Regions from separate parts of the Homo sapiens genome. Here region 1 is linked to region 2. A link is an interaction called in ENCODE POLR2A ChIA-PET data of the cell type or tissue named here. Cell type or tissue: GM12878. All regions are shown on one strand.

Region 1 (8,000 bases), 310 kb before region 2:
TATTATTGTAATATAATAAATATACAAAATAAATATTATATTTATATTTTATATAATAGATAAATATATAATAAAATAATATTTGTTTTATGTGATGCATGACATTTATTTCAGCATCCTTTATTTTAACATTTTAAAAAAGTACATACTCATTATAGAACATGTAAAATATTCAGAAAAATATGAAGAAAAACAAATTAAGGATAAAAATAAATTTGCCCTTGGTTCTACTACCTAGAACAGCCATTGTTAACATTTTAATATATTTCCTAAATAAAGTAAGCTGGGATAATTACTCCTTAATGTTAAAAATAAATGTTAGGATTAATACTCTGGTATCATGTTCTTTTATTCAAAATTATGTTTAATTTTTCTCTTTGGTTGTGGGTCAATGATTATTAACTCATTATTTTACCTCATAACATCCTTAACTTCTCTTAAAAGTGATACACAGAAAATGTTGTTTCTTACTTAAAGAAACTTTAAATCAAGTTTCTATGTTTGGGGCAGTTTATAATATACTACATAGAGAAACCCTTATCTCTTAAAACTACAATTGGGAGTTGCTATTAAAACGAGGAAATTATTAACACAAATGTGCCTTCCAAAAGTGTAAATGAAGTTCCCGAAAGACAAGGGCATTGTCTACCAAATTTCTTCTGCACGTGGCCCAAGGCAACTCATTGTCTTAACAAGTAACATTTAATAAAGAAGATGGTAAAAGTTTAAATTCCTAATGTCAGTTTAGGTTCCATATGTCACAGGCACAAAATCTAGAGCGTGAGATTTGGGATTACATTTACTTTTCTTTCTTTGTCGCCATAGATATATAAGAAATCTGTGACCAGAAAAATTTTAAGGGATAGAGAAAATGAGATAATAGAATTTAGTACATATCTACCATTTTTTTGGTTTTAATTTTTTTGAGACGGGCTGTTGCTCTGCTGCCCAGGCTGGAGTGCAGTGACACAATCTTGGCTAACTGCAGCCTTCGCCTCCCAGGTTCAAGCCATATCTACTCTTTCTAAAAAACATTTTCTGGTGAAGGACACTGTCATAGGTGTCATAGCATTTGTGCTTTAGTGTGGACTTGGGTGTTACATTGAGCAAAATAGATAACTGTCCATTTCCTATGTGCAACATACTTTTGAATCAATTACAGGCTTCAAGTGGCCATCAGTAGGATAGAAAATGCCATTTGTGATAGATCACAATTAAGAGATTATATAACAGAAAAGAAAACATGTTACAGTTTTTAGAAAAAGTTATATTTTTAATAAAATGGACTTCCTCTTCCCTCAAGAAACATCTTTTTTTAGTATTAATTGTGAATAGGCAAAGGATTTGTTTATTTGAGATATTTGCTTTGGAAAAAATAAGAAAAATAATTTGAGTGAAAATTATTGCAATTAGGCAAAGGTAGTGGGGAGAGAGAGAAAGAGAAAATCTGGGAATCAGGAAAGAATACAGTGAAGTGGAAAGGCCATGAGCTTTGCGATTACGTAGGTCTGAGCTTAACTGAAATTGGGGTTTCATTTCTGGTTCATTACATTAATAATTATGTGAAACGATTCCTCTGAGGGCTATTTTCTTCATCTATAAAATGGGAATGTTTCCTCAACTATCATTTATTAAACTCTTAGTATGTACCAGGTAATTTTCTGAATTCCTTACATTTTCATCTTAATTAATTAGAGGTACTACTGTTTTCTAAAGCAAGTATAATTGTTCCTATTTTATAGAGAGAAATCAGGCTCAGGAAAGTTATGAAACTTGCTCATCTTCCATAGCTAATAAATGGCAAATTCAGTTCTGTCAGTGTTCTTTAACCACAATGCTATCTTACCCTCCCAATGGTAACAGTTAAGTCATAACAAAAATTATAAATTGATGATTTAAACATTTTATATCATGATAGTTGAGATAACTCTGTTCTTTTTAGGAAGTGCCAGCAATGGAAAATTAGTCAGAATAGCATTTTGACATCTGTCTTATTTCATTTTCTGCTGCTATAACAGAATATCACAGATTAGGTAATTTATAAACCAAAGAAGTTTGTTTGGCTCATGGTTCTGGAAGCTGGGAAATCCAAGAGCATGGTGCTGGTATCTGCTGAGGGTCATCCCATGACTGAAGAGCAGAAGGTGGAAGGGCAAAAGAAAGGGAAACAGACAGCCAAAGTCCCATGATAACTAACCTATTCCCATAATAATGGCCTTAATTCATTCATAGGGTGGAGCCCCGACCCAATCACCTCCTAAAGGTCCCACCTCTCAACACTGTCACAGTGGCAATTAAATTTCAACATGAGTTTTGGCAGGGACACTTAAACCACAGCACTTCATCCCTGTTGCCCCAAAATTCATCTTATTCTTATGTGCAAAATACATTCATTCCATCTTGATAGCCCTCAAAGTCTTAACTCATTCTGGCATCAACTCAAAAGTCTCATCTAAATCAGACACTCAACCTACAATTTATCTTGAGGCTAATACTCTCCAGCTGTGAGCCTGTGAAATGAAAACAAGTAATCTACTTCCACGATACAATGGTGAGATCCGACACAATGGTGAGATAGGCATAGAATAGACATTTCCATTCCAAAAGAGAGAAGCAGGAAAGAAGGGGTAACTGGTCCCAAGCAAGTCCAAAACCCTTCAGGGAAAGCAACATTAAGTCTTAAATTTAGAGAATAGTCTCCTTTGGCTCCATGTCCTGCATCCGGGGCACACTGAGGTGGGAGTTGGGCTCCCAAGGCCTCTGACAGCCCTGTCCCTATGACTTTGCTGGGCTCAGTCCATGCTTTAGCTGTCCCAAGCTGGAGTTTCACACTGGTATCCTATAGTTCTGTAATCTTGGGGGTCACTACACTTCCACAGCTCCACCAGGCATTACACTTTGAAACCTAAATGGAGGCAGTCATGCCTCACAGCTCTTGCATTCTTCATGCTTACAGACTAAATACCACACGGGCATTGCCAAAGCTTATGGCGTGTACCTTCTGGAGCAGTGGGGCTGAGCCAAAACAGAGCAACAGCCTTTATAGAAGTTATCTTCTGATCAATTGTTTGACTTCATAATCCCACTCTCAGTCTCTCTCAAAAGTGCATAGTCACATAAGTTACTTATTATCTAATGTGGAATATAGGTTTGGAGTTTGTGGAAAGATTTATAATACCCTGGCAATAGCCGGTGGAACTCCTGACTATCACACAGTGATTAGAAATCACTATTTTTGGTCCAATACTAGGCATATTGGACCTGAATTCAGAAAAGTTTTCCATTTAAATAGAAAATCAATGTTACACCAAGAAAGGGCTGAAGTAAAGGATATTGCATCAGTTATTTCTCTACTCAAGTACAGCTGGAATGATCAAAAAAGTTAAAGGACAGTGGCAAGATTGCTCCTGATGACTGTAATAGACTCCCTGTCCCTCATAGTTACAGCATATCATAAACAAAAGACATTCAAGCAAAAGTATGAATATAAAAATTTAATATTTAACATTTTAAATGTTTTTCATTTTTATTTTAATCAATGGTGAGATTTTTCTAGCATGTTCAGTTTAGTTCAACAATGATGAGTGCTTGATATGGAAGAAGCCAAGCATATGGCTACAAAAAATGAAGATGTGGCTTCTTCTCTTCCCCCATCCCCAGGGTGGAGGGAGCTCTCTTCCTACCTGGTGGACAGACATGGCACCAGATGAGTCACTATGCAGGATGCAATAGTTGCTGTGCTAAGAGACATTATGGGAGAATAAAGGTCCTGCCTGCATGCTGAAATGTTCATCACCATTTTCAAATTTTAAATGCATAGCAGTTCTAAAACTGTTGCTTTTAAGGAATTGGGTACTTGTAAAGGAAACAGCGGGTCATCCTAGAAAGAAACAGATGATTACTAGGGGAGGTCTCAAGGCCAATGTAGGGATTATACTCACAGATCAGAAACACAGTAATTGAAAAACTAGAGGACCTACAACTCAGAAATGATGTTTTATAATAAATTTAGCTACTATTTTTATCTTGGGTACTTCATTGAAAGCCTAAACTAAATTTTAGCTTTTTTTATTACTACAAAATTAATGCATTTTTTTTTGGAAAATACAAGTAATAATAAATATAAAAATCACTTGTAACTTCACAAAGTTAACATTTTGCTGTATAGGGTTCCAGTATTTTTGCATTCATATATGAATAAAATAGTCACAAATAATGTGGTCATCCTATAGATATAGTTTTGTAGTCTGCTTTTTTCACTTAATTTCATTGGATTTATTATTAAGGTCTTTCCACTTCAGTATATGGTACAGTATTTTTAAAGGCTGCATAGTATTCCATTGTAAGAAAGTGCATGAATTTTAATTTACTCAGTCAATTTGGACATTTGGATTGTTTTCACTTTCCTGCTTTTATGAACAATGCTGCAATAAAAATACATGTGCATATGTCTTTTCACCTGGCCGTAATGATTTTTTAGGGCAAAATCTTGGAAGTGGAATTGCTTTTGATATAGGTTTCTAAATTTTTTCTACAAAGCTTAATCAATTTACACTCAATAAGCTTCCCTCACACCCGCAGACCCAATCCTGGTCAACCTTAGTATTTAATGTTTCACTCTTTGTCAGTTTAATAGGTAAAACCATATTTTGTTTTTTTTAATATTATGTATCATGCTAAATATAAATTTACAAACTTTTTGGCAGTATTCTTTTCTATGTTTGAATTATTATAGGAAAGACACATTGATTTGAAATCCTGAGGACTAAGTTATACAGTTCTGAATTGACTTTTACTCAATTCTTTACTGATTTTCCGATTTTTAAGCTATTTCTATTAACATACACAAGTCAGGTCTGAATTGCATAAACATCTTTTTTATTAGAAATAAGGTAGCCATTCTCATCTATCTTCAAGTGCTCTGAATCTGTATTTTTGCTTTAAACATGAAACCACAGGCCAAGTTTCGTTTCTCATTTACCACTTCTCCACCTGAGTTGTCAGTTTTGCTTTTGCTCTAACTCAAGGCCAAATGAAAGGGCATCTCATTAAATCACTGTGCTGGGCAAGGTTCATGTAAAGTTATCTACTTTGCTTTGCATACTTTTTTTTAGTTTGTCATTTGGAAATAAATTTAAACCTAATACTGTTCAAGATGTGTTCTTGTGTTTAAAATAATGAGTCTATACGTTTAAAGTCTTAAAGATTTTTAAGACTCGAGAGTCTTAACATCTATAAAGACAATGATAGCATTTTCATTTGAGGATGCTAATGTGAACACTTTAAGGAAATGTAACAATGTTTAGGAAATAACCATATCAAAATGACAATTACATAAGTGACTTGTATATGGACTAAGTATGGGCTTCTCCTAAACATTGGAAAAGACCAAGGAAAGTTATTTGACTTGTAATTTTCATTGCATATACCGGGCTCTTCTTGGGTGTCACTATTTCATTCTTTGATTAAAAAAAATAAACAACTATGTGGATTCTAAACTCCATGAAAAACAAGTTCTGCTTCTACCTTTTTAACTCCTATAGAGTCGAATAAAGTGATATACATATATCACTATATATATTTATTGTGAACAAATACAAATATATATATATATATATTTGTTCAACCTTTTTTTTTTTTTTGAGATGGAATTTCGCTCTTGTTGCCCAGGCTGGAGTGCGATGGTGTGATCTCAGCTCACTGCAACCTCCACCTCCCGGCTTCAAGCAATTCTCCTGCCTCAGCCTCCCGAGTAGCTGGGATTACAGGCATTTGGCACCATGCCCAGCTAATTTTGTATTTTTAGTAGAGACAGGGGGTTTCTCCTTGTTGGTCAGGCTGATCTGGAACTCGTGGCCTCAGGTGATCCACCTGCCTTGGCCTCCCAAAATGCTGGGATTATAGGCGTGAGCCATCACGCCCCGCCTCAACTTTTTTTTTTTTTTTTTTTACGTAGAGATGGGGTCTCACTATGTTGACCAGGCTGGTCTCAAACTCTTAGCCTCGAGTGATCCTCCCATCTCGGCCTCCCAAAGTACTGGGATTACAGGCCTGAGCCACTATGTCCAGCCATGTTCAACTCTTTAGTAGAAATTTCAATCCATTTATATGCTTTTTGTAATTGCTGATATATTTATGCATACATATGCCATTTTATTTTGTGTTCTTTATTTACTATGCTTTTTCTTTGCTTTATTTTCTCCTTTCTTGTATTCTGTATTTTGTTAGTGGATAAAATAGTTAAATTCATCTCAAGTACTTCAGTCTGAATATTAACAGCAACATTCAACAGATGCTTTTCAGCTGCAACTGTATACAGTATGTTTGTGTGTTTGTGTATGTGTATAAGAGAAAGAAAGAGGCTGGGTGCAGTGGCTCATGCCTGTAATCCCAGAACTTTGGGAGGCCAAGGTGGGCGGATCACTTGAGGTCAGGAGTTTGAGACCAGCCTGGCCAAAATGGTGAAACTCCATATCTGCTAAAAATACCAAAAAAAAAAAAAAAAAAAAAGGAGCCTAGCATAGTGGCGCATGCCTGTAATCCAGCTACTCGGGAGGCTGAGGCAGGAGAATCACTTGAATCCTGGAGGCGGAGGTTGCAGTGAGTCAAGATCGTGCCTCTGCACTCCAACCTGGATGACAGAATGAGTGAGACTCCATCTCAAAAAAAAAAAAAAAAAAAAAAAAAGAGAAAAAAGATATTTTGTGAATGTGTAACTGCAATATGCCTGTTTTAGAATCCACCAGTTACAATAAAAAGATTTAACAATTTTTATGGTTGTCATAGTGTATTGTGTACGATAGACATTTTGCATTCACAGTTTGATGTTTGAGATTTTGACTGAAACTCCACAGTTGTATGACATAAAAAGCAGACATTTAAACCACTGACCTATGAGGTGATGCGGAATGAGTCACTTAACTAGTGAGTCAGGCCAAACACTTAGGATAGATATCTCCTTTCAACTTTTCTTTTTATACATTTTGCAATAGCTCTGAAAACATTACATTTTATTCAATTTGTATGAAGTAGATTATATGCTATATTGGAGTTGGCAAATTTAGGGATTTGTGAAGGTTTTACAATGGATGGTTATGAAATACAAAGGGTCTATATATACTCTGTAAGGAAAAGAGCAGTATTGCTTGCTGAAGACTTTGCCACAGATTTTTTTAAATTAAAAATAAAGTCTCCAGTCATATGTAATTTTTGATGCATAAAATTTTAATTTCTGAATAAACATCACAATAGTAGTTTATATCTCCTGTTTTGTATATAATTAAGAGCAAACAAAAGAGTGCATTTATAGTATACAGGTCACAAATATGCTAGGCAGGAGCACTTTTTTGTTTTATTTTGAGCTAATAGAAACACAGAAATAAAATATTTTAAATCAGAATTGATAGGGCCGGGCGCGGTGGCTCAAGCCTGTAATCCCAGCACTTTGGGAGGCCGAGGCGGGCGGATCACAAGGTCAGGAGATTGAGATCATCCTGGCTAACACGGTGAAACCCCGTCTCTACTAAAAATACGAAAAAAAATTAGCCGGGCGTGGTGGCGGGCTCCTGTAGCCCCAGCTGCTCGGGAGGCTGAGGCAGGAGAATGGCGTGAACCTGGGAGGCGGAGCTTGCAGGGAGCCGAGATCGCGCCACTGCACTCCAGCCTGGGCGACAGAGCAAGACTCCGTCTCAAAAAAAAAAAAAAAAAAAAAAAAGAATTGATAGGACCTAGCAAGTAAAAATGCTAAATTTCCTATCAATGTTGACAAACATGAGATACTCATAGATGATGTTTAACTCTCTCTAACATGGAAGTGTTAGAAAACTAGTTAATTATTACATATATTTAATTAGCAAATAAGAAAAATCACCGAATAATATCAAATTGATGAACATCTTTTACTAGGTTGGCAGATAATTTTAATAATAATGTGAATATTTTATCGTAGATCCTTAAGCATATGCAGCTAACTCAGAAAGTTTCATTGTGATTTGAAAGTA
Region 2 (8,000 bases):
TATAGTAATAGGATTGCTAGTAATAGTATCGCTGGGTCAAATGGTAGCTCTGTTTCAAGTTCTTTGAAAAATTTACAGACTGCTTTCCACAGTGGCTAAAGTAATTTATGTTCCCACCAACAGTATATATGTGTTCCCTTTTTCTGCAGCCTCTCCAACATCTGTCTTTTTTTTTTTTTTTTTTTTTTTTTTGACTGGTGTGAGATGGTATCTCATTGTGGTTTTGATTTGCATTTTCTCTGATGAGTAGCGATAATGACCATTTTTTCATATGTTTTTTGACCACTTGTATGTCTTCTTTTAAGAAGTGTCTGTCATATTTGCTCATTTCTTAATGGGGGTATTTATTTATTTATTCTCATTGATTTAAGTTCCTTATAGATTGTAGATATTAGACCTTTGTTGGATACACAGTTTGCAAATATTTTCTCCCTTTATGTAGGTTGTTTTTATTCTCTATTGATAGTTTCTTTTGCTGTGCAAAAGTTCTTTAATTAGGTCCCACTTGTCAATTTTTGTTTTCGTTGCAATTGATTTTGTGGACTTAACCAAAAGTGCTTTACCAAGGCCAACATTAAGAGGGGTATTTCCTAGGGTTTCTTCTAGGATATTTATAGTATGAGGTCTTACGTTTAAAAACTTAATCCACCTTGAGTAAGTTTTTGTATATGTTGAAAGGTAAGGGTTCAGTTTTGTTCTTCTGCTTCAGGCTAGCCAGTTATCCTATCACCATTTATTGACTACAGAATCTTTTAACCACTGCATGTTTACCTTGAACTTGAAGGTCAGATGGTTGTAAGTGTGTGACTATCTTTCTGAGTTTTCTACTCTTTTCCATTGGTCTATGTGTCTGGTTTTGTACAAGTACTATGCTGGCTTAAAGGAAATCAGTGCGTGTAGAAATTAAGCAATTTTTAATGGCTTTAGTGAGAGCAATTTTCCTTAAGTAATAGAATAAACATCATCAAATAAGAAGTGAATGGGAAACAAGTAGCACAATAGTGTGGGAATGAGATAGAGTACTCAAAGGTATGTGAACACTTAGCATTAGTCTGCTGCTCATAGACTAATGTAATATTTTTTCTCCTGTAGAGTATTGAAAAGTTCTCAAGAGAAAAGATAGATTGAGATGAGAGAAGAGGAAGATGTTGAAAGGAGAAAAGGGACAGGAAAAGCAGAAACGGAGATTTGTGTGGGTCAAATAAAACAGGAAGGAGGAAGGAAAGATAGGTAGAGAATCATGAAGTCATAGATGGGTAAGCGCAAAAAAGACAAGCCACAAAATAAAAAGAGAGGAAGTATCAGAGATTCATTAAGGCAAAATAGAGGCAAAGACTCAGAAGTTTCGTTTGGATGTGTGCATTGACCCTAGTGTTCATCAATACCAGCTTGAGCTCTGAGTCTTTTGTAAAAAATTAAAAGTTTATTTTTCCTGTGGAATTTGTGTATGATAGTCTTGGACTTGAAATTTTACTCACAAATTTCCCACTGTTCATGAAAATATTGAAACTGAAAGTTTAGTTCATATTTAAATTTTGATCTTCCTTTTTGTTAAAGTAATTAAAACTAAATTTCTCAAGAAACTTTGCTGGTTTTGAGAGCACTTTATTCTCCACCAGCTTTTTGTTTTTGTTTTTGTTTTTTTTGCAGAAAGAAATCAGCCAAAGACTGAATCCTGATACAGAAAATATAAAGAACAAATGGCAGCAATTCCAATTTTAAGTAAATTTTTATATGGAAAACATTTTCTTCCATGCAATCCCAAATCACAAAATAATGAAAAATTCTCAAAAGTTTTTACTGGAATACTTTTAAATTTGTAAGTGCTGAATAAGTTAGGGAAAGTATGTTTTCTGATATGTATATATATATATGTATTACTATTCATATATAAAATGCTGAATAAAAATATATGTATCTCTACATACTGCTGTATATATGTATCTATATAAAAGATATTTAAATTATTGCCAGAAGTTATAGAGAAGTTAATGTTTAATTGGCAGATCTTAAAATTTTAATCAGAATGTGTGATTACACAGAATATACATTTATATCAGAATCATCAGAAAGCTTTTTTATATAAGAACCATAATGAAAGGAAAGTTTAAACTGAGTTTTAAACCATATCACATTCTACTTAGGCCAGGGATGGTGGCTCACACCTGTAATCCCAGCACTCTGGGAGGCCAAGGCGTGTGGATCACCTGAGGTCAGAAGTTCAAGACCAGCCTGGCCATGGTGAAACCCCATCTCTACTAAAAATACAAAAAATTAGCCAGGAGTGGTGGTGTGCACCTGTAATCCCAGCTACTCAGGAGGCTGAGGCAGGAGAATCGCTTGAACCTGGGAGGTGGAGGTTGCAGTGAGCCAAGATTGCACCATTGCACTCCAGCCTAGACAACAAGAGTGAAACTCCGACTAAAAAAAAAAATTCTACTTAACCAGAACTTATCATACAAAGTGATTATAGTTGGGATAACAAGCTAATAAGTCATCATTATAAAAACTCATTTATCGAGAATTTTGCTTATCTAGATTTTAGTCATGATAATAAAACATGAAGATTATTTACTCTTTTTTAATTTGTCCATAATTTTAGCATGCTGTATATTAAATCTAAAATTATTATGAATTACATTGCATTTTAAACTTTAAGAAGAATAACAGATATTATAAAATAATATCTCTTTTACCAATATCATAGGAAATTATGGAGATCCTTTGAAAGAGTTTGGCTTTCTAAAGTAGAGAAAAATATATAATAGTACAGAACTGATAATAACACAGGTAGCAATTCTTTGTACACTGATTCATTTTGGAGGCTTCATTTCCAATCTCAGAAAAATGTTTATATAAACTTGGCTCTATGTGGGTTCAACACAAGGGTTCATCAATTGTATATCTCCACTGTGCCGGGACAGGAAGGTGTAGAGAACTGGAGCATCCCTAAGAGCACCTTAGGATTCCCTGTAGGAGAAAGTGAAGATCTGCAACTGGGCATTGTGGATTTAGATGTGTATAAGAAATGCAGATCATCCTACAGTGTACTATGGACTTCAGAATCATAAACATTAAGTCACTATAAGCCAATTCTTGCTATTAACAATTGAAATTACACTTTATTCCACCATTATCCACAACACATGACACTTCTGACATCTTATGCAAACTTCAGTTTATAAAATTGGATGCTCTGAATGCTGTGATCAGTATAGTGTGATCTCAGCTAGTTAAAACCTGGTTTAAATAAGGCCAAAGATCTAGATTCCCTTCAGAAGCCAGCCCCAAGTAAAATTGTCCTCCTCATGCAAACTGAACCTCAAATTCCAGACATATATCTTCCAGGCAAACTTATATCTGATGAGAAATAAGGGGTTTTACTAGGAAAAGGTCGGGGGAAGAAAAAGGTAAAATAAAGACAAACTTGCAGTGTATTGCCTCTTAGCTGGTGCTGTCACTATGTCTTAATACTGCCATTCTATCATCCTATTCATTAGTGTATATATATATATATATATATATATATATTTTTTTTTTTTTTTTTTTCCAGAGGCCAGGTGTAAGTCTTTGACTGACATTTCCAACTCCTCCTCCTCTCTATATAACCGCCCACTGGGATCTTCTTGCCTTCTACCCACATAGAGGCAATTATCAAGACAGAGGAATTAAAATAGTGAAAGAGTTTAATAGTCATAGAGCTGGCTAAATGGGAGACTAGAGTTTTATTATTACTCAAACAGCCTCTCCAAAAATTCAGAGGCTAGTGTTTTTTAAAGACAATTGTTAGTTTTTAAAGATAGTTGATCGTTTTAAAGATAGTTGTTGGCAGGGGCAAGGAAATGGAAAATGCTGATTGGTTGGTTTAAGGATGAAGTTATAGAGAGTCAAAGCTCTCCTCTTGAGGTGAGTCCAGACGAGCCGGTCTACAAGTCAAAGTGGTGCCTGCTAGTTCATCAGAATACCGGGTCTAAAGATATACCTTGAACACCAAACTCGGATTTGACAATAGTAATGATATCCATAGGAGTAACTGGGCAGAGTAGGAATCCTGTGGCTTCTGGCTGCATGGCTCTTGAACTACAGTTTCTAATCTTGTGATAATTTGTTAGTTTTTCCAATGTGGTCTGGTCCCCAAGGAAGGAGGTGGTTTGTTTTTAGTAAGGACTGTTATGCTCTTCGTTTCAAAGTCAAACTTAAACTAAATTGCTCTAAAAGTTAGTTTGGCCTACACCCATGAATGAAGAAAGAAAGCTTGGATATTAGAAGCACTGTCTAATTATCCTATGTCAGATTCACTGTCATGATCTTCCCATGTGACATTTTTCTGTATAAATTTTTGCAAAGGCAGTTTCATCTATATTTCTCTTTATTATCTTCTACCCGTTAACTCCAAATGTACTAAGCCTTTTGCTCAGTTACCTTTTCACCCATGAGAATAAAAGGAAACTAGACAAATGCCCCATTAAGTCAATTCCTCAGATCAACCAGGTCTGCCTTCTTTAACCACCTTTACACCTTGGTCAATGTCTGAGCTCCATGCAATAATGAAAAATGTCCCTGTTCCAAATAAAAGCCCCAGAAATTTCCTGTAGAATTTAGAATCCTTTTTGGATCATATGATCCAGGACTCTCTGAATTTCACCAATTTATTCAAATGATACTGGAACCTGGTGAAGCCTGCAGCTGAAGCCAAATGTTAGGTAACTAAAATAGATAATAAAGATCCACCCCTCGGCCAGGCGTGGTGGCTGACGCCTGTAATCCCAGCACTTTGGGAGGCCGAGGCAGGCGGATCACGATGTCAGGAGATCGAGACCATCCTGGCTAACACAATGAAACCCCGTCTCTACTAAAAATACAAAAAAATTAGCCAGGCATGGTGGCGGGCGCCTGTAGTCCCAGCTACTTGGGAGGCTGAGGCAGGAGAATGGCGTGAGCCCGGGAGGTGGAGCTTGCAGTGAGCCGAGATCGTGCCACTGCACTCCAGCCTGAGCGACTGAGTGAGACTCTGTCTCAGAGAAAAAAAAAAAAGATCCACCCTTCAATCTTCCAGGAAAACACACCAAAAGCTGAGAAAATAACAAATAATCTTCTAGAACCCATCCCATAATATTTCCTCAATAATTCACTGGTCTGTCATTCAGTCTTGTAAACACAGAAAGAAGAACCAGTTCTGTAAGGCAAGATTAGAAGTACTATTTGTAAAACATTCCGGTCAATCCATGTTGAGTTCAGAAATAGAAAGTACTTATCCTATTTATTAATGGGATTCACCCTAAACCATTAATCTAGTTATAAAATAAACATGGTTTGATAATCCGACCAATTAATACCCAAAATATTTCGCATCTCTGGCACAAAGCCTATTTTATGTTAGATATTTTGAGATCCCATTATAAGAGAAATGTAAAGGAATCTCCATTTGTAGGATGTCTCTCTTTCTGGTCCCCAAAGAGAAGTTTGAGTAAATCACTAAATAGTGGTGAAAGCACTGATTCAGTCTCTGTCACAAACCTTACCTTTGTAAGTGTGGTTATCTTGGCTATCTTGTCCTGACTGTGTCTATCAACACTCTTTTTGTTTGTTTGTTTTGGCAAATAATGACATTTAAATATGAATTCTAAGCACTGTGCCTTTGATATATAAGGCTGATGGTATCATGAATGTTTAGGTAAGTAGCTATGATCAAAATCTTAACAAGCACATGGAAAAGGCTCTGAGAAGTAAAGATTTCTGGTAACATTAGAATCACAACATCGTACCAGATTTAAAGAATCTTTATCAGAAATTTGGTCAAGTATACCCTTTGTAAACAGAATTAAAACATTTACCTATCTCTCCCTAGCTGATCTATCCAGAATTCAGAAACTGAGTATTCTACTTTTGATGACAATATAGGTATTTGTGAAAGTTTAATAAGAATTTGTTCTTCTTGTAAGATAACACATTTGGAAACATTGGTTGTATGACCACAACTTTGACTGGAATGTCATATTGGAGAATGTGTGTAGAATTAGATATGACTAGACAGTTTAAGGAACTGTCTTTATTAAGGAATTGACTTTATGAAGCTAATTATGCCTTGCCTTAGTCCATTCAGTGTTGCCTTAAAGGAATACTTGAAGCTAGGTAATTCATATATAAAAGAAGCTTATTTGGCTTAAAATACTGCAGGCTATAAAAGAAACATTGCACTAACATCTGTTTCTGGTGAGGGCTTCAGCCTGCTTCACTCATGGAGGCAGGTGAAATGGAGTTGGCATGTGCAGCGATCACATGACAAGAGAGGAGGCAAGAGAGGAAGCAAAGGTGTCAGGCACTTTTTAACAATCAGCCATCATAGGAACTAAGAAAGTTAGAACTCACCCATTATTATGGGGGATCCGTACCCATGACTCATACACGTCCCATTCTGTCCTACCTCCAACATTCAGATTCATATTTCACCATGGGATTTGGAGTGGTCCATCCAATCAAATAGCAGCAAGTACCTTCAGAAAAACCGACCTGATATCTGCTCACAAGTTTTCCAGCCTTATTGTTTGAGAGGAAGGTCACTTTCTGGAAGGCTCAGGAAACTGAAAAATATTTTTAGTACCTATTTTGAGTAGAGGAGAGTTTAGCTAATTCTATGGATATTGCAGGTAAACACTGATTTTATGTTCTTGGTATGATTTCATAGCCTGGACAGGCTTTTAAAGTTGAATCCGAGATTATTTATTAAAAGTTCTAACAAGGTAAACTTAAAAAGAGATGATCAATCCTATTCCTACTGCACTTATGTAAATACTCAGTTGAAGTTTAATGAGAGTAGACTTGTTTTGTAAACAAATTAATCTTACTATAACTATATTTGAAAGAAATGGGTGTGACTATAGAGGGAAGATTTATGTTTCAGTAGATAACTGTAATGCACCCATTATTAACTTCTTGTTCTGTCCATTGTCTTTGAGGTTTTATTATCTACCTATAAACTGCCCTATTCCTGAAGCCCTGCAAGCTAGGGCTGGGCAACTTGATATAAACTTCAGAGGACAATCTTCATGCATGCTGCTGTGTGGGCTGCTAAGGAAGTTCACCAAAACATCCAATGACATAAACTAAGCTTGTCCAACATGTGGCCCACAGGCTGCATGCAGCCAAAGATGGCTTTGAATGTGGCCCAACACAAATTAATAAACTTTCTTAAAATATTATGAATTTTTTTGTGATTTTTTTAGCTCATCATTTTTTAGCTATCATTAGTGTTAATGTATTTTATGTGTGGCCCAAGACAATTATTCTTCTTCCAATATGGCCCATGGAAGCTAAGACATTGGACATACCTGACATAAACAGAGACATTCAGATTACTAACCAGAAAAATCATTAGATTGCAACTACCATTTTATTTCATCATCTAAAGTTGCTTTGAGCTTAAATCTAAAAATCTTCTCAACTAACTGCTCTCTGGGCTCAATACTAAATTCACAGATTGTTATAACCATTAACCTTTTCTTTTTATTTGGTTTATTTCTGTTGGTTTGGTTCACTGGCACTTTGGCTATCGAGTATATACCAGTACCTTGTTGTTTTCCTTGTGATAGTCATCACTGTAATCTTCCTGGTATGCTGTATTTTCTCAGTAGTCTTATAGCCATCAAAGTATGCCAGGTTTTCTCACTGTGATTAGAACGGCAAAAAAAGAAAATAAATAAAATATTTAAAAAATAAATAAATAAAAAATAACTGAAAAAGAAGCTTCCTTAAGAGACTAGAAATTATAACTTATGAGTTCTATGCTGAGACAGAGACAAACCAGAAAAAGCGGCCTGTGTGCTTGAGTTTCTGTCAATAATTCATAACTGAGAGGGAGGCTGACCAAAAGGGAAAAAATAATTAATATCATTAAGTAAAAGTTCCTTAGGATGAAGTGGCTCCAGCAAAGTGGGTTCCTGTCTAAGCAAACAGAAATGCAATTCAGTGTAAAAGGTAAAACAAAAGTTAAATTTAAACAA

What was found. Peaks named below come from ENCODE experiments on the same cell type or tissue, not always from the same donor. Only the 100,000 strongest peaks of a DNase experiment are listed, where the experiment ranks them.
Region 1: POLR2A ChIA-PET joins it to region 2 with 9 read pairs; 2 of 35 experiments call an interaction of 5 or more read pairs at or near these places.

What each region holds. Positions count from the first base shown.
Region 1 is chr3:98,537,592-98,545,591 of GRCh38, reverse strand. No RefSeq gene overlaps it. Among named protein-coding and RNA genes, the nearest start is that of GPR15, 9.6 kb to the right of the region's middle. In GM12878, no CTCF peak of the experiment used is centred here; a DNase peak (open chromatin) is centred at 4,991; H3K4me3 peaks cover 1,150 bases; H3K27ac peaks cover 6,296 bases.
Region 2 is chr3:98,224,896-98,232,895 of GRCh38, reverse strand. No RefSeq gene overlaps it. Among named protein-coding and RNA genes, the nearest start is that of OR5H6, 35 kb to the left of the region's middle. In GM12878, no CTCF peak of the experiment used is centred here; a DNase peak (open chromatin) is centred at 258.